2 separate regions of the Homo sapiens genome follow, and region 1 is linked to region 2. A link is an interaction called in ENCODE POLR2A ChIA-PET data of the cell type or tissue named here. Cell type or tissue: PC-9. All regions are shown on one strand. Each heading gives the region's core, and the rest is flanking DNA. Links, peaks and the distances in the headings are about the cores only.

Region 1 (8,000 bases), core at 1-8,000, 120 kb after region 2:
TTCCAAGAGTCGTCCCCCAGTGGAGTCACACAGGATGCACTGAATTCCCCTTGTGACAAGTTGTGACAACACATGTAAAGTGTAATCTTACAGGGAAGCTTGCCTGAGCCTAGGAGTCCAGGGGTTTTATTGGGGGCTGGTCAAGGAGGCATCCTCTGCCTAGCACATACAGCATTTTCAGACTTCCAGAAGGAAAGAGGTATTCAACATTAATCACATTGTTTGTGTAAACCAGGGGTGTCCAGTCTTTTTGCTTCCCTGATCTACAATGGAAGAAGAAGAATTGTGTTGGGCCACACATAAAATAGACTAACAGTAACAATAGCTGATGAGCTAAAAAAGAAAAAAAATCACAAAAAAATCTCATAATGTTTTAAGGAAGTTTTATAATTTGTGTTGGGCTGCATTCAAAGCCGTCTTGGGCTGCTTGCAGCCCGTCTGCCGTGGGTTGGACAAGCTTGGTGTAAACCATTTAGGCACAGTGAACCACTTTTATAATTTATGGAAGGGTTTTATACCAACGGAGGAAACTGTTTACTAGTCAAGTTTCCAGCCCCCAGCCAGGGCCAACCTTATGAGGAGGCCTTTCTAATGATAATAGCCTCAGGCCTTCAGTGTTCTTTTCTATATAGGGAAGTATCTACATATTACTTTTACTACCCATTTTTATTTTGAGAAAAGAAAGGGAATCAGATAAAAAATATAGCACATAATAACAGAAGCTATATGATAGTTAGAATGACAAAATGAAATTTAAGATCAGATCGGAGTGTTTAATTTCCTTCTAATAAAATATGTGGCAATCTGGACCATTTTTCTGGTTCTTTTAGTATTTCTCTTGCCAATTTTTTAACATTGCTATAAAAATATTGCTCATATTGCAACTTTTGGAGCATTTCATAATTTTAAAAATGCCTCTGGGTTATGAGGCATTTATTGCCAAATAATTAGAAGAAAGCTGCATAAATTTTCAGTAATAAGTCATAACCTAACAACCAAAACCTGGGTGGATATCTTAGAAAGTAATTACTAAGATTTAGGCCGGGCGCGGTGGCTCACGCCTGTAATCCCAGCACTTTGGGAGGCCGAGGCGGGTGGATCACGAGGTCAGGAGATAGAGACCATCCTGGCTAACACGGTGAAACCCCGTCTCTATTAAATATATACAAAATTAGCCGGGGGTAGTGGCGGGCGCCTGTATTCCCAGCTACTCGGCAGGCTGAGGCAGGAGAATGACGGGAACCCAGCGGGCGGAGCTTGCAGTGAGCAGAGAGAGCGCCACCGCACTCCAGTCTGGGCGACAGGGCGAGACTGCATCTCAAAAAAAAAGAAAGAAAGAAAGAAAGTAATTACTAAGATTTAAGACACAATATGGCCGGGCGCAGTGGCTCACGATTATAATCCCAGCACTTTGGGAGGCCGAGGTGGGCGGATCACAAGGTCAGGAGATCGAGACCATCCTAGCTAACACAGTGAAACCCCATCTCTACTAAAAACACAAAAAATTAGCTGGATGTGATGGCGGGAGCCTGTAGTCCCAGCTACTTGGGAGGCTGAGGCAGGAGACTCACTTGAACCCAGGAGGCGGAGGTTGCAGTGAGCTGAGATCACACCACCGCACTCCAGTCTGGGCGACAGAGCGAGACTCCATTTCAAAAAAAAAAAAAAAAAAGGAAAAGACACCATATTTATTAGTCATCTACTTTCTTTTAATAGGAAAAACGTGGTCTTCGAGAAATGCGAGTTCTTGAAAATTTGAAGAACATGATCCATGAAACAAATGAACATACTCTTCCCAAATGTAGAGACACAATGCGGGACAGCCTCAGCCAGGTTCTCCAGAGATGTGAGTCAGCAATTCTTTTTTAATTGCTTTTCATTTCAAATGAATGCTACACCAAAATGTATTTTCTTGGGTATTATGGGGGGAGGTGGAGAGGGAGAGGGAAGCTCAGTTACAGAGAAAGTGGTTTTCTAGTGATTAATGTGTGTTGCCATTAATTAATCTCCAAACAGCATTAATCTCCAAAGTGAGATGTGTGCATCTGTGGTACACGAGACAATCTGTTTAGTATGTGAGAAAGTCAAAACAGTTTTCACCTATTTTTACAAATTTTTTTTTTTTTTTGGAGGCACAGTCTCACTCTGTGTCCCAGGCTGGAGTGCAGTGGTGCAATCTCAGCTCACTACAACCTCGGCCTCCCAGATTCAAGTGGTTCTTGTGCCTCAGCCTCCTGAGTAGCTGAGACTACAGGTGCGTCTCACCATGCCTGGCTAATTTTTGTATTTTTAGTAGAGATGGGGTTTCACCATGTTGGCCAAGGTGGTCTTGATCTCTTGACTCGTGATCCACCTGCCTCGGCCTCCCAAGTGCTGGGATTACAGGCGTGAGCCACTGTGCCCAGCCAGGAATCTCGGTTCTTGACTACAATCTGTGTTCCTATTTTTGGCTGCTACTTTTCAAAGTTTATAGTATGCAATTATAATTCTTTACTGTTTAGTAAATGGTGAAGTTTTTTTACTTTTAAAAAACTATTTATTTTGAGAGGCATTTAAAGGACTAAGTTTGTGTGATTTTACTTCATTCTGCCATCTTTACCTAGAAATCTTTAAGAACAGACTGTAATTAAAAATACAAACGAATTTATATAGCACTTTACTAGTTAGAATTTTCACCTGTATTTTTTCATTTTTTTAATCATAACCCAGTAAGATAAATGTTTATCATCTTCCCCACCTTACAGTTGAGAAAACCGAAATTTATAATGGTTGAACACTCTAGATTCTCCAATAATAATTGGAGGAACTACCATCCAAGCCTAGCTCTTCTGCCTCCAGAGCTCAAGTTCCACTTCAGGATGTTACTTCTGTATATCTTTGAAAAGGTAGTAAGAAAAGTCTGCCTTTATTCCTGGATTATCACTTTTTCTTGGATTGCCTCCTACAACACAGGCTCCTCCTTCTCAGTCTACTTTGTTAGTTCCCACTTAACTTCACGACTTTTCACCATGTGGTGCTCGGAGGCTTGGTTCCGCAACTGCTTTCTTGTTTAAACTCGCTTGGTGAGCTTATACAGAATCACGCCTTTCAATATCATCTGTATACCAATTAATAATTAAATTCCATATTTGTGGTTTTAGCCTGGTCCCATACCCCTGTCTTCCCAACTAAAATTTGAGTCCTGTAAGCTCAGGACTTTTGTTGTTGTTGTTCACTGTGGTATCTCAGGCACCTAGAACAGTGCCTGCTACTTTATAGCCACTCACTAGTAATTTGTTCATTGAAATGAATGAGTGAGCATTCGGCCAAAATCTGTTCCTAATGCCAAGCTGAAATTATTTTCTTTTTTTTTTTAAAGCTAATACTACATTGACTTAGCTTTTTAAAAATAACTTTACTTTTGTATTATTGTATAATGTACGTATTTTGGGGGTACTTATGGTAATTTAATGCTTTCATATAATTTGGAAAGACCAAATTAGTGTAATTCACATATTCATCACCTTAAATATTTGTCCTTTCTTTTTGTTAAAAACATTCAAATTATTCTCTTCTAGCTATTTTGAATTATATAATAGGTTATTGTAAGCTATAGTCACCCTACTGATATATCAAATACTAGGTCTTATTTCTTCCATCAGACCATATATTTATATCCATTAATCAACCTTTCCTCATGCCCTCCTCCTCACTATACTTCCTGGCCTCTGGTAACTACCAGTCTACTCTCTATATTCATGAGATCCATTTCTTTAGCTCTCACATACGAGTGAGAGCATGCAATATTTGTCTTTCTGTGCTTGGCTTATTTCACTTAACATAATAACATCTAGTTCTGTCCATGTGGCTGCAGATGATGGGATTTCATTCATTTTTATGGCTGAATAATATTCCATTGTGTATATATACCACATTTCCTTACCCATTCATGGGAATTTAGGTTGGTTCCATATTTTGGCTAGTGCTTCAATAAACACGTAAGTGCAGATGTCTCTCTCCTTTTCTTTTAGATATATACCCAGTATTGTGGAATTGCTGGATCATATGGTAGTTCTATTTTTAGTTTTTTGAGGAACCTCCAAACTGTTCTCCATAGTGGTTGTACTAATTTATATTCTGACCAATAGTATACGAGAGTTCCCTTTTCTCCACATCCTCGCCAGTATCCATTATTCTTCATCTTTTTAATAAAAGCCATTTTGGCTGGGTGTGGTGGCCCACGCCTGTAATCCCAGCACTTTGGGAGGCCGAGGCGGGTGGATCATGAGGTCAGGAGATCAAGACCATCCTGGCTAACACAGTGAAACCCTGTCTCTACTAAAAATACAAAGAAGTAGCCAGGCATGGTGGCGGGTGCCTGTAGTCCCAGCTACTCAGGAGGCTGAGGCAGGAGAATGGCGTGAACCCGGGAGACAGAGCTTGCAGTGAGCCAAGATAGCGCCACGGCACTCCAGCCTGGGCAACAGAGTGAGACTCCGTCAATAATTAATTAATTAATTAATTAAAAGCCATTTTAACTAGAGATGCTATTTCATTGTGGTCTGATTTGCATTTCTCTGATAATTAGTGATCTTGGGCACTTTTTTCATATTCCTGTTGGCCATTTTATGTCTTTTGAGAAATGTCTCTTTTGAAATAGATCTTTGCCTATTTTTAAAATTGGATTCTTTGGGATTTTTGCTATATTGTTGTTTGAGCTCCTTATATATTCTGGTTATTAATCTGTTGTCAGATGAATAGTTTGCTAATGCTTTCTCCTCCTGTGGGTTGTCTCTTCAACTTGCTGATTATTTTCTTTGCGTCACGGAAGCGTTTTAGCTTGATGTAACCCCATTTGTCTGTTTTTGCTTTGGTTGCCTTACTTTTGAGGTCTTACAGAAAAAAGTCTTTGCCCAGACCAATGTCCTGGAGTGTTTCCCCCTAGGCTTTCTTCTAGTAATTTCACAGTTTCAGGTCTTAGATTTAAGTCTTTAATCCATTTTTATTTGATTTTTGTGGATGGTGAGAGACAGAGGTTTAGTTTCATTCTTCTTCATATGGATATCCAGTTTTCCCAGTCATACTGATATCCAGTTTTCCCAGCACTGGTTATCGAAGAGCCTGTCCTTTCCCCATTGTATGTTCTTGGTGCCTTTGTTGAAAATGAGCTGGCTATAAATGTGTGAGTTTATATCTGGGTTATTGATTCTGTGCCATGCATGGCCTGTGTGTTTTTATGCTGGTATCATGCTGATTTGGTTACTATAGCTTTGTATTAATAATATGCTTTGTAATCAGGTAGTGTGATGCCTCCAGCTTTGTTCTTTTTGCTCAAAATTGCTTTGGCTATTCAGGGTCTTTCGTGATTCTGTATAAATTTTAGGATTTATTTTTCCTGTTTCTATGAAAAATGTCGTTGGTATTTTGATAGGGATTGCATTGAGCCTGTAAATTGCTTTGGGTATTATTGTCACTTTAATGGCATTCTTCCAGTTACAGAGCATGGATATCTTTCCATTTTTGTGTGCCCTCTTCAATTTTTTTCATCAAAGTTTTATAGTTTTCCTTGTATAGATCTTTTACTTCTTTGGTTCAGTTGATTGCTAGGTATTTTATGTTCTTTGTAGCTATTGTAAATAGGGTTGCTTTCTTGGTTTCTTTTTCAGATTGCTTGCTGTTGGCATATATAAATGCTATGGATTTTGTATGTTGATTTTGTATCCTGCAACTTTACTGAATACATTTATTAGTTCCAAGAGCTTTTTGGTGAGTCAATAGGTTTTTCTAAATATAAGATCATGTGATCTGCAAACAAAGCTAATTTGACTTAATACCTTTCCAATTCGTGTGCCCTTATTTCTTGCCTAATTGCCCTGGCAGTACTTTCAGTATTATGTTGAATAAAAGTGGTGAATGTGAGCATCCTTTTCTTGTTCTGGATCTTATAGGAAAGGCTCTCAATTTTTCCTCATTCAGTATGATGTTAGCTGTGGGTTTGCCCACAGCTATTTTGAGCTATGTTCTTTTTATACCCAGTTTGTTGAGAGTTTTTATCATAAAGGAAAGTTGGATTTTATCAAATGCTTTTTTAGCATCTGTTGAGGTTACCATATGGGTTATTTATAGATTTGCATATGTTGAACCATCCTGCCATTCCTGGGATAAATCCTGCTTGATCATGGTGAATGATCTTTTTAACATGTTGTTGAATTTGGTTTGCTACTATTTTGTTGAGGATTTTTGCCTTTACATTCATTAGTGATATTGCCTGTAGTTTTCTCTTTTTTAATTCTTTTGTCTTTGTCTGATTTTGATATTGAGGTAATGCTGGCCTTGTAGAATGAGTTGGGGATATTCTCTCCTCTTCAGGTTTTTTGAAGAACTTGAGTAGAATTGGTGTTAATTCTTCTTTAAATGTTTGCTGGAATTCAGCAAAGAAGCCATTAAGTCCTGGGCTTTTCTTCGATAGGAGACTTTATCATGGCTTCAACCTTGTTATTCATTATTAGTTTGTTGAGGCTTTCTGTTCCCTCATGGTTTGTACTTGGTAGCTTGTATGTATTTAGGAATTTATTTCTTCTAGGTTTTCCAATTTGTTGGCGTATAGTTGTTGATAATAGTTTAATGACTCTGATGTTTTTAGCCTCAATTTTATTTATTTCTGCTCTGGTCTCTATTATTTCTTTCCTTCTCCTAATTTTTTGTTCCTTGTTAGGTTGTTTATTTGAAGTCTTTCTATTTTTCTGATACAGGCTTTTGCTGCTATAAATTTCCCTGTTGGTACTGTTTTTGCTGTATCCCATAGATTTGGGTATGTTGTATTTTCATTTTATTTGTTTCAAGAAATTTTTAAATTTCCTTCTTAATTTCTTCCCTGACTCATTGGTTGTTCAGGAGCATGTTGTGTGTGTGTATTTTCCAAGTTTCCTCTTGTTACTGATTTTTAATTTTATTCCATTATGGTCAGAAAATATACCTGATAATGATCTCTATCTTTTCTGAATTTGTTAAGACTTGTTTTGTGGCCTAAGATATGATCTGTTCCAGAGAATGTTCTGTGTGCTGATGAAAAGAACGTGTAACCTGCTGCAGTTGGATGAAGGTTCTGTAAGTGTCATTAAGGCCTGGTCGAGTTTGTAGTTGAACTCTCCAATGTTTCTCTGTTGATTTTCTGTCTGGATGATCTGTCCATTACTAAGAATGGGATGTTGAAGTCTCCTGCGGCTATTGCATTCTATCTCTCCCTTTAGATCTATTAATGTTTCCTGTATGTACTTGGGAGTTCCAGTGTTAAGTACATAGATATTTATAATTGTTACAACCCTCTTGCTGAATTGACCCCTGTATGATTATATAGTGACCTTCTTTGTCTCTTTTTGCAGTCTTTGATTTGTAGTCTGTTTTATTTGATGTAAGTATAGTTACTCCTGCTCTTTTTGGTCTCCAGTTGCATGGAATATCTTTTTCTGGTTGCGTGGAAATGTAAGACCCAACTAACATTTACTGAACATTTCACCCAACTGCTGCAGAATACACGTTCTTTTCATTAGCACATAGAACTTGCATGTCTTTATAGGTGAAGTGCCTTTCTCGTAGGCAGTATAGAGGTGGGTCTTATTTATTCAGCCACTCTATGCCTTTTTTTTAAAAAAAAAAAAAAGATTTTTATTCCTTTTTGAAAATTTTAATAGGCTTTTGGGGAACAGTGGTGTCTGGGTATATGGATAAGTTCTTAAGTGGTGATTTCTGAGATTTTGGTGTACACTGTACCCAATGTGTAGTCTTTTATCCTTTACCTCCCTCCTATCCTTCCCCCTGAGTCCCCAAAGTTCACTGTATTATTATTATGCTTTTGTGTCCTCATAGCTTAGCTCCCACTTATAAGCGAGAACATAACGACGTTTGGTTTTCTATTCCTGAGTTACTTTACTTAGAATAATGGTCTGTAATTCCATCCAGGTTGCTGTGAATGTCATTATTTCATTCCTTTTTATGGCTGAATAGTATTCCATGGTGTGTGT
Region 2 (12,467 bases), core at 2,202-10,201:
TTCCCGCTCGCGCCTCTCCCTCCACACCTCCCTGCAAGCTGAGGGAGCCGGCTCCGGTCTTGGCCAGCCCAGAAAGGGGCTCCCAGGATGCAGCGGTGGGCTGAAGGGCTCCTCAAGTGCCGCCAAAGTGGGAGCCCAGGCAGAAGAGGCACCGAGAGCGAGCGACGGCTGTGAGGACTGCCAGCACGCTGTCACCTCTCAATACCGCACTCAATAAAATTTTACAATTTTGTAAGTGTAATCCTGTACTCAGCTGCCCAGGGATCACTGTAGCCTAGTAGCATCTAGAAAAAGGTGTATTACTAAGTTAAGTTTCCTTCAAACACAAATTAGTACGTTTCTTCAGTGAGGATAAAACTGAAAAACCAGGTTTCCTCCAGCCCAGCCTTCAGGCTCCACCAGCTTTATAAACAAGGACCCCTAACACTGCCTCTCAACTGCTCAAAACCTCAGAGGGGCCAGGCGCGGTGGCTCACGCCTGTAATCCCAGCACTTTGGGAGGCCGAGGCAGGCGAATCACCTGAGGTCAGGAGTTTGAGACCAGCCTGGCCAACATGGTGAAACCCCGTCTCGACTAAAATACAAAAATTAGCCAGGCATGATGGCATGTGCCTGTAGTCACAGCCACTCAGGAGGCAGAGGTGAAACAATCGCTTGAACCTGGAAGGTGGAGGTTGCAGTGAGCCGAGATTGCGCCATTGCACTCCAGCCTGGGCAACAGAGCAAGACTTCGTCTCAAAAAATAAAAAAATTAAAAAAAAAAAAACCCTCAGAGGTTCAGAGGCTTCTCACCTTCCATTTCATTGGGATTTCATTCAAGGCAGTGCAGTAGACCAGAAAGAGCTTGTACTTAAGAGTCGGTGGCTCACGCCTGTAATCCCAGCCTTTGGGAGGCTGAGGTCAGGAGATCGAGACCATCCTGGCTAACATGGTAAAACCCCGTCTCTACTAAAAATACAAAAAATTAGCCAGGCGTGGTGGCCGGTGCCTGTAGTCCCAGCTACTCGGGAGGCTGAGGCAGGAGAATGGCGTGAACCCGGGAGGCGGAGGTTGCAGTGAGTCGAGATCGTGCCACTGCACTCCAGCCTGGGCGACGAGCGAGACTCTGTCTCAAAAAAAAAAAAAAAGCGTCAGTCAAAACTAGCTTTAAATGCTAGTCCTGCCACTTGGGAAGAGGCAATCTCCAGCAAGTCCTTTAACTTCTCTACACCTCAGTTTCCCCAACTGCAGAAAAGCAACAATAACACTTTACAAAAAGGAAATAACAAAAGGGAGAAATAAACTTATTTGGGGACAGTAGTTTTAGGGGTTGAAAACTATGACATTCTCACAAGCAACTCTCAATACATGCTGCAAAGTAGGCACTCAATAAATTCAAACGTTTTCTTTCTTTTCTAGCCTTATTCCAAACCTCACATCATTTTATCCTGTGTCCCACCTCAAACCAAGGGCTCCCTTTCAAAGCCTGCACCATGGCACCTTGGCAGCACTCGCTCTGTGCATTCTGCCTGGAGTGCTGTTCTCCATCCCTAAATATCTGAATCCTACCCAGTCTTTGAGACAAGTTAAACAGCACCATTCCCACAAAGCCACCCTTCTGCCCAGCAAAAACAATACTCCTCTTTCTGAGCTTCCTAACCTTTGTCTTTGAGCTTCTTGCAACTCTTCACTTTGTGTTTGCAGTCATCACAGCTCTAAGGCCTATATCCCCCCAAAAGCAAATTTTCTAAGGGTGCAGTCTCCATTTATACCTTCTTTCAGAATCAGTGCCTTACAGGCCTGGTGCATCTCAAGCACTTGAAAAATATTTTTGAGTAAATAAATCAATAACAAATTATGTGCATTCAAAGAAAATTTTATATGAAATATCTATGCTCAATTAACAAATAAGAAATTTAGGCCAGGCGTGGTGGCTCACGCCTGTAATCCCAGCGCTTTGGGAGGCCAAGGCAGGCAGATCACGAAGTCAAGAGATCCAGACCATCCTGGCCAACATGGTGAAACCCCGTCTCTACTAAAAATACAAAAATTAGCTAGGTGTGGTGGTGCGCACCTGTAGTCCCAGCTACTTGGGAGGCTGAGGCAGGAGAATTATTTGAACCCAGGAAGCGGAGGTTGCAGTGAGCCGAGATTGTGCCACTTCACTCCAGCCTGGCGACAGAGCAAGACTCCGTCTCAAAAAAAAAAAAAAAAAAAATTAGATTAACTCTCCAGACTAAGCCAGAGATTCTCTGTCTTCTTCCATTGTACTATATATGTGTAAATAAAGTAATTTGCATGTGTTTCCCAGCAAGCTTAAGAAGATATCTAATATGGTTTGTTTCTGTGTCCCCACCAACTCTCATGTTGAATTGTAATCCCCAATGCTGGAGATGAGGCCTGGTGAGAGGTGATTGGGGATGGATACATGGGGACATTGGGGACGGATTCCTCATGAATGGTTTAGCTCCATCCCCTTGGTGCTTTCCTCAAAACAGTGAGTTCTCATCATTTAAAAGTGTGTGGCACCTCCCACATCTCTCTCTTGCACTTGTTCTAGTCATGTGACATGTCTGCTCCCCATCCACCTTGCACCATGATTGTAAGTTTCCTGAGGGCTCCCCAGAAGCCAAGTAGATGCCAGCATCATGCTTCCTGTACAGCATGCAGAACTGTGAGCCAATTAAACCTCTTTTCATTATAAATTACCCAGCCTCAGCTATTTCTTTATAGCAGCATGAGAATGGACCAACCCAGTATCCAATACCTGCTTTCAATATTCCAAACATTTTAAGGCCCTTCATTTTCTGTAAAAAGCAAATGAATTTAATTGTGCTACTTTCTAGCATTGACAGCTTTGGGGCTTTGTGTAACAGAAATCAAAGCAATTAGTTATTTCATTAATTTGATGGTGGAAAATTTATCAAAAATATCACCTGTCTTTGTGTACACTAGTGAATTGACTGAAGTTTTTTCTCTTTTAATTTGTTTAGGGTCATATAAATGACACATCAAACATAACTAAATAATCCAGCTTCCTGAAAATGCATCTCTATAAATCCTCTAAAATTTGTTTAGTTTTTAAAAAATCTTTAGCACTTTAAAAAAGCTAATTAGCCAGGCACAGTGGCTTAAACTTGTAATCCCAGCACTTTAGAAGGCCAAGGCAGGTGTGTCACTTGAGCTCAGGAATTCAAGACCAGTCTGGGCAACATGGCAAAACCCTATCTCTACAAAAAATTACAAAAATTAGTCGTGCATGGTGGCATGAGGCTGTAGCCCCAGCTACCTGGGAGGCTGAGGTGAGAGGATTGCTTGAGCCCAGGAGGCGGAGGTTGCAGTGAGCCAAGATCATGCCACTGCACTCCAGCCTGGGCAACAGAGCCAGACTTCATCTCAAAAACAAACAAACAAACAAACAAATAATCAAAAAGTGAACTCCTTACTAAGGACAATGCAAAGAATAAGCTAAGTTATGTGTAAGGTCAATGATGCCTCATGCTTGCACACTGCCTTAATATATTTTCTCTTTGCCATGCAAAGAGTCTGTGTCTTGGGAAACAGAAACTAAACCTAATGCATTGTTACTCTGGCTGCCACTTTGTTCAGGATTTAGAGACAGCCCATTGATAGACAATCACACAACTGTGAGGTTTTTCACAGATATATTATGATTTATGTATCCTGCATAAGGGAAGAATGTTACATTCTGATGATGAAGACACTACCTGCCTGAAATCTAACCCTGTCTTGTTCTCTAACCTGTAACAAAACCTTGCACCTGTCTTTTGAAATTCAGGGCACAATATTTTCTCCATTGTATAAGAATATTTTGAAAGCTGATTTTTTAAAATATAGAGCATTTTGAAAGAAAGTGATCTTTATACTGATAAACCTCTGAGACATTTAATGGCCAATATCAGTTTATCAATTCTGCTCTCCATGACGTTAAAATGCACCCTAACCTCTTCTTCATTGATATAAGCGTTTTCTACTAAACAAATTTGATGACAATGTAGCAGGTTACCCAACATGACAGACCACAGGATTAAACTACACACCTATCAGCAAAATTTTAAAACAAAAAAAATAAAAACTAGAAGCTGACTAAAATAACTAAATTGAAAATTCACTAGAGAAGTTCAAAAGCAGACCTGACCAGGCATAATAAAGAATCACCAAGCTTGAAGACAAATCACTTGAAATTGCTGAGTCTGAGAAACAGAAAGAAAAAAGAATGAAGAAAGGGAACAGAGCCAAAAGGACTTATGGGACACCATCAAGAGGACGAGTATGAAAGTTCAGAAGGAGAAAAGAGAGAGAGAAAAGCAGAAATCATTTGGAGAAGCGATGGCTAGAAACTTCCCAAATTTGAGAAAAGACATGTAGTTACAAAGAATCTCTGCAAATTCCAAGTAGGATAAACCCAAAAAGACCCACACTCAGATACATTATAATCAAACTTTAGATACTAAAGAGAAAGAGACAGTCTTGAAAGCAGCAAAAGAAAAGTGATTGATCACATATAAGAGGCCCTCAATAAAATTATTGGTGGATTTCTCAAGAGTAACCTTGCAAGCCAGAAGGTAGTGGTGCAATATATTTAAAGTGCCGGGGGGGGGAATCATCAACTAAAAATTCTATATTTGGCAAAGCTGTCCTCCAAAAGTGAGGGAAAAACCAAGACATGTTAAGATAAACAAAAAGCTGAGGTCATTCATTACCACTAGACCTGCCCTACAAGAAATGCCAAAGGGAATCCTTCAAATTGAAATGAAAGGATGCTAGACAGTAAATCAAAGCCATCTGAAAATATAAAATTCTCCGGTAAAAGTAAATACATGAAGTAAATACATATAAGAAACAGTATGATTTTAATTTTGGCTGTAATTTCACTTTTTATTTTCTATAGGATTTAGAAACAAATTCATAAAAATAATTGTAAATGATAATGGGTACATAATACATAAAGATGTAATTGATGACATTGATAAGATAAAGTTGATGAACTGAACTATAAGAGAATAGAGATTTTATATACAATTGAAGTTAAGTTGGTTTTAATTTAAAATACATTGTTATAACTTTAGAATGTTACAAGTAGTCTTCATGGTAACCACACATAAAATATCTATAGAATATACACAAAAGAGGCAGGGTATGATGGCTTATGCCTGTAATCCCAGCACTTTGGGAGGCTGAGACGGGTGGATTATGAGGTGAGGAGTTCAAGACCAGCCTAGCCAAGATGTTGAAACCCTGTCTCTACTAAAAATATAAAAATTAGCCGGGCATGGTGGCAGGTGCATGTAATCCCAGCTACTCAGGAGACTGAGGCAGGAGAATCGCTTGAATCCAGGCAGCAGAGGTTGCGAGCTGAGATCACACCACTGCACTCCAGCCTGTGCTACAGAGTGAGACTCCATTTCAAAAATAAATAAATAAATAAAATAAAAAAAAATTTAAAAACAATATACACAAAAGAAAATGAGAAGGGAATGAAAATGAGTCATTACAAAAAACACTAAGGAAGGCAGGAAATGAGGGGGAAAAAAGCTATTAGACATGCGGAAAACAATTACTAAAGTGGCAAATGTAAGTCCTTTCATGTGAGTAATTACTTTAAATGTAAATGGATTAAAATCCTCAATCAAAAGACATAAATTAACAGAATGGAGTAAATAAAAAAAAAAAAAACAGGACTCAACTATCAACTCCCTATAGGAGACTCACTTTAGATCTAAAGACATGTACAGGTTAAAAGTAAAAAGATGAAAAAGACATTCCATACAAATAGTAACCAAGAAAGATCAGGAGTGGCTATACTGGGATCAGAACAATATTGACTTTTAGTCAAACACTGTTACAAGAGACAATGAAGGACATCATATAATGATAAAGAGTGATTTCACCAAAATACATAACTATTATAAACATGTATGCACCAAACATCAGAACTCCAAAATATATGAATGAAATATTGGCAGCTTAAAGGAAGAAATAGATCTACAATAACAGTAGGAGACTTTGCTACCCTACTTTCAATAATAAATACACCAGTCAGATAGAAAATCAGTAAGGAAATACAAACATTTAAAGGCGCTGAAAATATTTTACCTCAAAATATGCCGTTTGTATTTTGAGAAGGCTATACACAGGGACTGCAAACACAAGAACAGCCTGCAAAGCTGTCTACTGAGGGGAAAGGTTACATCTGTAGAGGAAATAAAATGAAGTAAATAACAGATGCAAATAAGCTTTCTCTGAGACACTCCCCCCTTATCCAGATCTAGAAAAGATTAACTGAGAGTTTTAAACCTTTAAAGGTATTTGCTAACTGATAAGCAAATACCAAGGCTACCATTCATTCTTTCTGAGTGCTGATCCCTGTGACGTTTCATCTCCTTAATAAGATTACCTTTGCCCCATGCCTTTCGTCCTCTTTTCTCCCTCCCATAACCTGGCTTGGCACCATAACCTGTTTTGCCATCTTCCTCCAAGCCCCCATTCTTTCCGTAACCTCAAGAAGGTTTAAAAGCATCAACCATCTGGTCATTTCTTTGAGGTTTTCCTATTTTGTATGACTTCCATGCCCAAATGCACATTAATATATTTGTATGCTTTTTTCTGTTACTCTATTATCAGTTTGTTTTAAAGGCTCAAGTTAACCCTTCATAGGAAAATTTTAAACTTCCCTTAACTTGAATAACACTATGCACCAACTAGACCTAAAATATACAGAGCACTCCACCCCACACAGCAAAATACACATTTTTCTCAGGTGCACATGGGGAATTCTTCAGGATACACCATGGGCTAGAGCATAAATATGTCTTAATAAATTATAAAAGATTGAAATCAAACAAACTATCTTTTCCAATACAATACGATGACACTACAAATCAACAGCAGAAGGAAAACTGAAAAATTCACAAATCTGTGGAAATTAAACAACATACTCTTAAACAAGCAATGAGTCAAAGAATAAATCACAAGTGAAATTAGAAAATATCTTGAAATAAATAAAAATGAAAACACAACATATCAAAATTGATGAGCTAGGGCAAAAGCAATAATAAGAGGGAAGTTATAGCTATAAATGCTTACACTAAAAAAGAAGATCTCAAATCAACAATCTCATTAAACCCAAAGCCTACATTACCAAGTAAATAATAAAGATTAGAGCAGAGATAAATAAAATAGGGGACAGAAAAACAATAGAGATAATCAACAAAACCAAGAGTTTGTTCTTTGAAAAGATCAACAAAATTGACAAAGATTTAGCTATATTGGCTAAAAGTAAGAGAGAAGTATCAAATAACTAAAATAAGAAACAGAAAAGGAGACATTAATTCAATTTTACAGAAATAAAAAGAATTATAAGTGTACTATAAATAATTGTATACCAACAAACTGGAAAACCTAGATGAAGTGGAAAAATTTCTAGAAACACAGTCCCTCTCCCCGACTACAAATCTCATTGCACTGGTCCCGATACTTATTGTGATGGTCCTGAATGAAGTGTTTTTTACCAGGCTTTAGCAAGTATCATTAAATATTTTTTTATTTAACAAGGCAAAAAACATATACACTAAAAATATAAAACGTTGATGAAAAATAAAAGAAAGTATAAATAAGTGAAAAGACAACCTATATTATGGAAGTCATATTTTAAGATGTCTATACTATTCAAAGCAACTTATAAATTTAATACAATCTCTGTCAAAATCCCAATGATGTTTTATGCAAAAACAGAAATTTGCGTTTTAAAATTCATATGGAATCTCAAGAAAGCTTGAATGACAGTCAAAGCAGTCTTTAAAAGGAAGAACAAAATTGGAAGTCTCACACTTCCTGATTTCAAAGCCTACTACAAAGTTACAAAAATCCTAACAGTGTGGTACTGGAGTAAAGACAGATATATAGACCAATAGAACAGAACAAAGAGCCCAGAAAAATAACTCCCACATACATGGTTTAGTTATGTTTAACAAGGGTGCCAAGTCCATTTAATGGGGAAAAGACAATCTTTTCAACAAATAGTGCCAGGAAAACAGATATCCAGATGTAAAGAATGAAATTGGATGTTTACTTTATACTATCTCCAAAAATTAACTCAAAATAAATTAAATACCTAAACATGACAGCTAAAATAATCAATATTTACAGAGCATTCTGCAAAGAAAAGACAAAAGTTTTAGAGAATGTGACTATAAAGAAGTCATATGTGGGAGTTTGAGGGTTTATAAAGCAGTTTTCATATGATTGTGGTGATGGTTATATGAATGTATACATGTGTTAAAATATATAGAACTATATACACCAAAAAACAAGTCAATAAAATTTTTTTTCAGTAACATAGATCCCCATGTTTCATCTATGTCCATCTTATCCATTTTCTCCTAGTCATAGAATCCATATCTAAGCCCTCTCCATTGGCCACTGGAGTGATACTTGCACTTTTCCAGGATAAGAGAATAGCTAATAACCAACTTCACATGTTAGGCAAACACTCAACAACATCTTTAAGCAACTGAAGAAAGTTAATGTGCATTACATGTGTGAAAAGGCATTCCACTTTTGGTCTCTCCTAGCTCTATCATTGATCTCCCCTTAGCTTCAGGAGAAGTATGAAGCCAGTAAATATTAACCACCAAACATAGGCCAGAAGCTCCATGTACCAGACTATGTCTCTTGTCAGCTCCTTCTGAGAAATAATCAGACCTACATTTAATATACTTGTAACAATAGCAAAGTGCCTCCGGGATATGATGTGAAAAGTATAAGTCAGAAATCATTTTTGCTTTATTTATTATGCTGTCATTTACTATCATGTGGTAAAGGCCAAAGAATCTAATTCCCTTTGCTACTGCGATTATAGCAGCTTGCCTTTTTTATGCAGATTTCATGTTTAAACAATGCTTACCTGGGCTCTCCTTGTAACCCAATGTTGCTGATCTGGTCTTCCCACTGTCAATACAATCTGAGTTCTCACATGGGGAAAAGTGAATTCAACCCAAGTCACCTTGCTTTTACCTTGTCATCTTTTTTGGGTGTCTTCCTAAGATAAAATTGGAATATAGAATATATCTTATATGAATATGTTTGCCTCTATGTCTTTCACTATATGTATTTTAAACATACTTATGTTATTTAGATGTTGACAATGCGATACCAGGCCATACAGACTCAAGAGAAAAAAATCAATAATAGTGATCCTGTATTTAAAATGCTCATATTCTCTTCATCATAATTTTTTGCATAAATTTTAATTTTTTAAAATATTGTCCTGAAATATTCTCTTAATTACCGAGGTTTTTGGCAGCTCCTTAAATTTTGCAGCTGAGGCAAGTGCCTTACTCCTCTCACCCTAGCCCTGGATGACAGTACCAAAAATTTAAATGAAAAGTAATGGAATTTCCTTAAGAAACAATTCAGAAGACTGAGAAATATGCCTTATTGATTTGGCCATTCAGAATTGGGTTTTACCAACTGTATTAGGTTCCTAGGGTCACTGTAAGAAAATACCACAAATTGGGTGGCTTAAAACAACAAAGCTTATTGTTTCACAGCTCTGGAAGGGTCTGAGATCAAGGTGTCAGCAAGGCCATGCTGTCTCTGAGGGCTCTAGGGAAGACTTCTTGTCTCTTTCCAGCTTGTATTGGTGGCTGTCAATCTCTGGAGCTCCCTGACTTGCAGTTGTATCCTTCCACTCTCTGCCTCTTCTGCCTCTGTCACATCATCTTGTTTTTTGTTTTTGTTTTTGGTTTTTTTCTGGAGACAGAGTCTCACTCTATCCCCCAGGCTGGAGTGACGTGACACGATCTTGGCTAACTGCAACTTCCACCTCCTGGGTTCAAGTGATTCTCCTGTCTTGGTCCCCCGAGTAGCCAGGACTACAGGTGCACACCACCACACCCGGCTAATTTTTGTATTTTTAGTAGAGACAGGGTTTCACCATATTGGCCAGGCTAGTCTCGAACTCCTGACCTCAGGTGATCCACCCACCTCGGCCTCCCAACGTGCTGGGATAACAGGCGTGAGCCACCGCGCCCGGCCACATCATCTTCTAAAGACACCAGGCACACTGGATAGAGATTCTACTCTACTTCAGTAGGAACTCTTCCTATTAGGTTAATAACAGTTTTTGCCATTATTTTTAATGGCAAAAACCTCAATTATATTTGCACAAACCTAATAATTAAATCTGTAGCAACCTATTTCCCAATAAGTTTACATCCTGAGGTACTAGGAGTTAGGACTTAAACATATACTCATAGAGGACACCATACAACCCATAACACCAACCAAAACAGTTGATGATTTGATGATTCAAGTTGCTTGTGTGAGATTTGTGTGGGGCGTGACTTTACATTGGTAACAAATAAACTAGCTGCACTCTGCCTTTTCAAATGACCAGTGTCCTCCCTTTAACCTCCCTCCTATCCGCTTGATTCTCCTTCTCCTCTGTGCCTGCTTGCTGCCTGCTACCTACCTGCCTATCCTCTTCCACTCTGTTCTTACCCACAGCACAGCTACTAATCTCCTGTCTCTTCCCAGTTCCATGTTGCTTGCCACCCACATCCAATTGTCCCCCATGGGTAAAGATCTGGAGGCTAAATATCCATTGATCTTCAACCAGCTCCTTCCAGTCCTCATTCAATTAATCTGAGACTCCTACTCAACTCATCTGCCTACGCCTTGCTAAAGCCTGGTCCTGGACCTCATGTGAGGTGATTCCCATACACCATAGTCATTTCCTAATGGCTATTTCCCTCATTGCATGAGAAAAGTCTCCAAAGCCCCTACTCTGAGCTACTATCAGACTCAGGATTCCATCGTGTAGAGGGGGACCAGAGCAGAGAGACGGTGGACACAGAAAAGGCAGCATTTGTCTCTCACCTCCACACACTGGCATTCTATTCTTTTTGGGCAGCCACCACCTTAGAGCAGTAAACCATTTGTTTAATCACTTTGCTTTTCTCTGACTGCTAGTAATGAAATGCTGCACTCCCTGAAATAATTTCCTGACTATTTGCTAAGATTCATCTCTGACATTTCATTAAATATGATCATTTAACTGTACAAGTACAAATGCATTTTTAATTTAGCTTACTGCAGATATTACAGATGTGGGGAAATGAATTCCTATTGCTCTAGGACAAATATATCATTCACATATGCATGCCACAAAAGAACAAATTATTAAAAATTACTGAAACTTCCATGAAGATTTATATTTAACTTTTCCATTTTCAATCTCTATGTCATTTTGAAAACACATAGCATGTCACTTTGTCAGTCATGATTCTATGTAGAATGTGTGGGTGGGTCCACAAGGATCTTGATCAATAGCCTCCAACTCTGTCGTTGACACACGGTGTGGAACTAAAACAGATGGAAATTGAGTTTCAAATGTGAAGTTAGGAGGTTAGCAGTCTTATCACTATGCAGTAGGCTATTTGCCTTCTCTACAAAAGAAGACAGCAATAGGAAGTGTATCTTCTATCCCATGTACTATAAATCCAACTGTAATTTATGCTAAAGTTTCATTTTATAGAAAAGTACACAAAGTGTAAGTTAACGTTCTTGAATGTCTTCTTGGTACATAATTGCCATTGGATTCAAAACTGACTGATGAAAAGACAAGGTTGGCTTCCAGCCTTGAGCTATGAAACCTAGAACTTACAAGTCATAAGCTGACAATTACAGACGGTCCCTGATTTATGGTGGTTTGACTCAGGATTTTTCGACTTTACCGTGGTGCAAAAGCAGTAAGATTTTTCAGCAGAAACCATACTTCAAATTTTAAATTTTGGTCTTTTCCCTGGCTAGTGACATGCAATACGATACTCCCTCATACTGATGTTCTGAATATATTTAAGGTAGGATAGCCTGAGCTACAACGTTCAATAGGTTAGGTGTATTAACTGCATTTTCTACTTTCAATATTTTCAACTTAAAATGGGTTTGCCAAGACATAACCTCATCATAAATCAAAGAGAATCTGTATTAGCACATAGCATGTCAAGTATTACCACAAAATGTACTTTTATTGCTGTGGAAAGAAATAATTTTATTTTTGAAAAATCTTTAAGGCATGTTTTAGGCAGAGGACCAAAACAAAATAATAGGAGCAATCATCTGAAGTAATTACCTGGAATAAAATTCATTCCAAATGTGGAAATAAGCAACTCATCATTTCTAGATATCAAAAAGTTAAAAGAACTCAAATATCCTTCAAACATAAGACACTAATCAAATAAAAATAAAGAATAAACAGCAGTAAGAAGTAAGTTTTCCTCTCATCCTACTCTTTTGTGTGTTTTAGGTCCACATTTTGACTAGGAATTCAAAGTAAAAGATTTTATCCGCATACCCAGATTACTCATGTACAGGCAAGTTCTCTGTGTAGTTTCCAAGTCATTTATTAATTTCAAGGTTTGAAACTTGGAAGGGATCTTTGAGATCACATGGATTATTTTACA

The links. Peaks named below come from ENCODE experiments on the same cell type or tissue, not always from the same donor. Only the 100,000 strongest peaks of a DNase experiment are listed, where the experiment ranks them.
Region 1: POLR2A ChIA-PET joins it to region 2 with 5 read pairs; 2 of 35 experiments call an interaction of 5 or more read pairs at or near these places.

What each region holds. Positions count from the first base shown.
Region 1 is chr6:8,034,985-8,042,984 of GRCh38, reverse strand. It overlaps BLOC1S5 (biogenesis of lysosomal organelles complex 1 subunit 5), which reads left to right. Exons shown (of 5, transcript NM_201280.3): 3 at 1,717-1,846. BLOC1S5-TXNDC5 (BLOC1S5-TXNDC5 readthrough (NMD candidate)) reads left to right here. Exons shown (of 13, transcript NR_037616.1): 3 at 1,717-1,846. It overlaps EEF1E1-BLOC1S5 (EEF1E1-BLOC1S5 readthrough (NMD candidate)), which reads left to right. Exons shown (of 7, transcript NR_037618.1): 5 at 1,717-1,846. Among named protein-coding and RNA genes, the nearest start is that of BLOC1S5, 25 kb to the left of the region's middle. In PC-9, for the core only: no CTCF peak of the experiment used is centred there; no DNase peak of the experiment used is centred there.
Region 2 is chr6:8,151,890-8,164,356 of GRCh38, reverse strand. It overlaps LOC105374910 (a long non-coding RNA gene), which reads right to left and starts at 6,176. Exons shown (of 4, transcript XR_001743950.2): 1 at 6,097-6,176. In PC-9, for the core only: no CTCF peak of the experiment used is centred there; a DNase peak (open chromatin) is centred at 6,286; H3K27ac peaks cover 978 bases.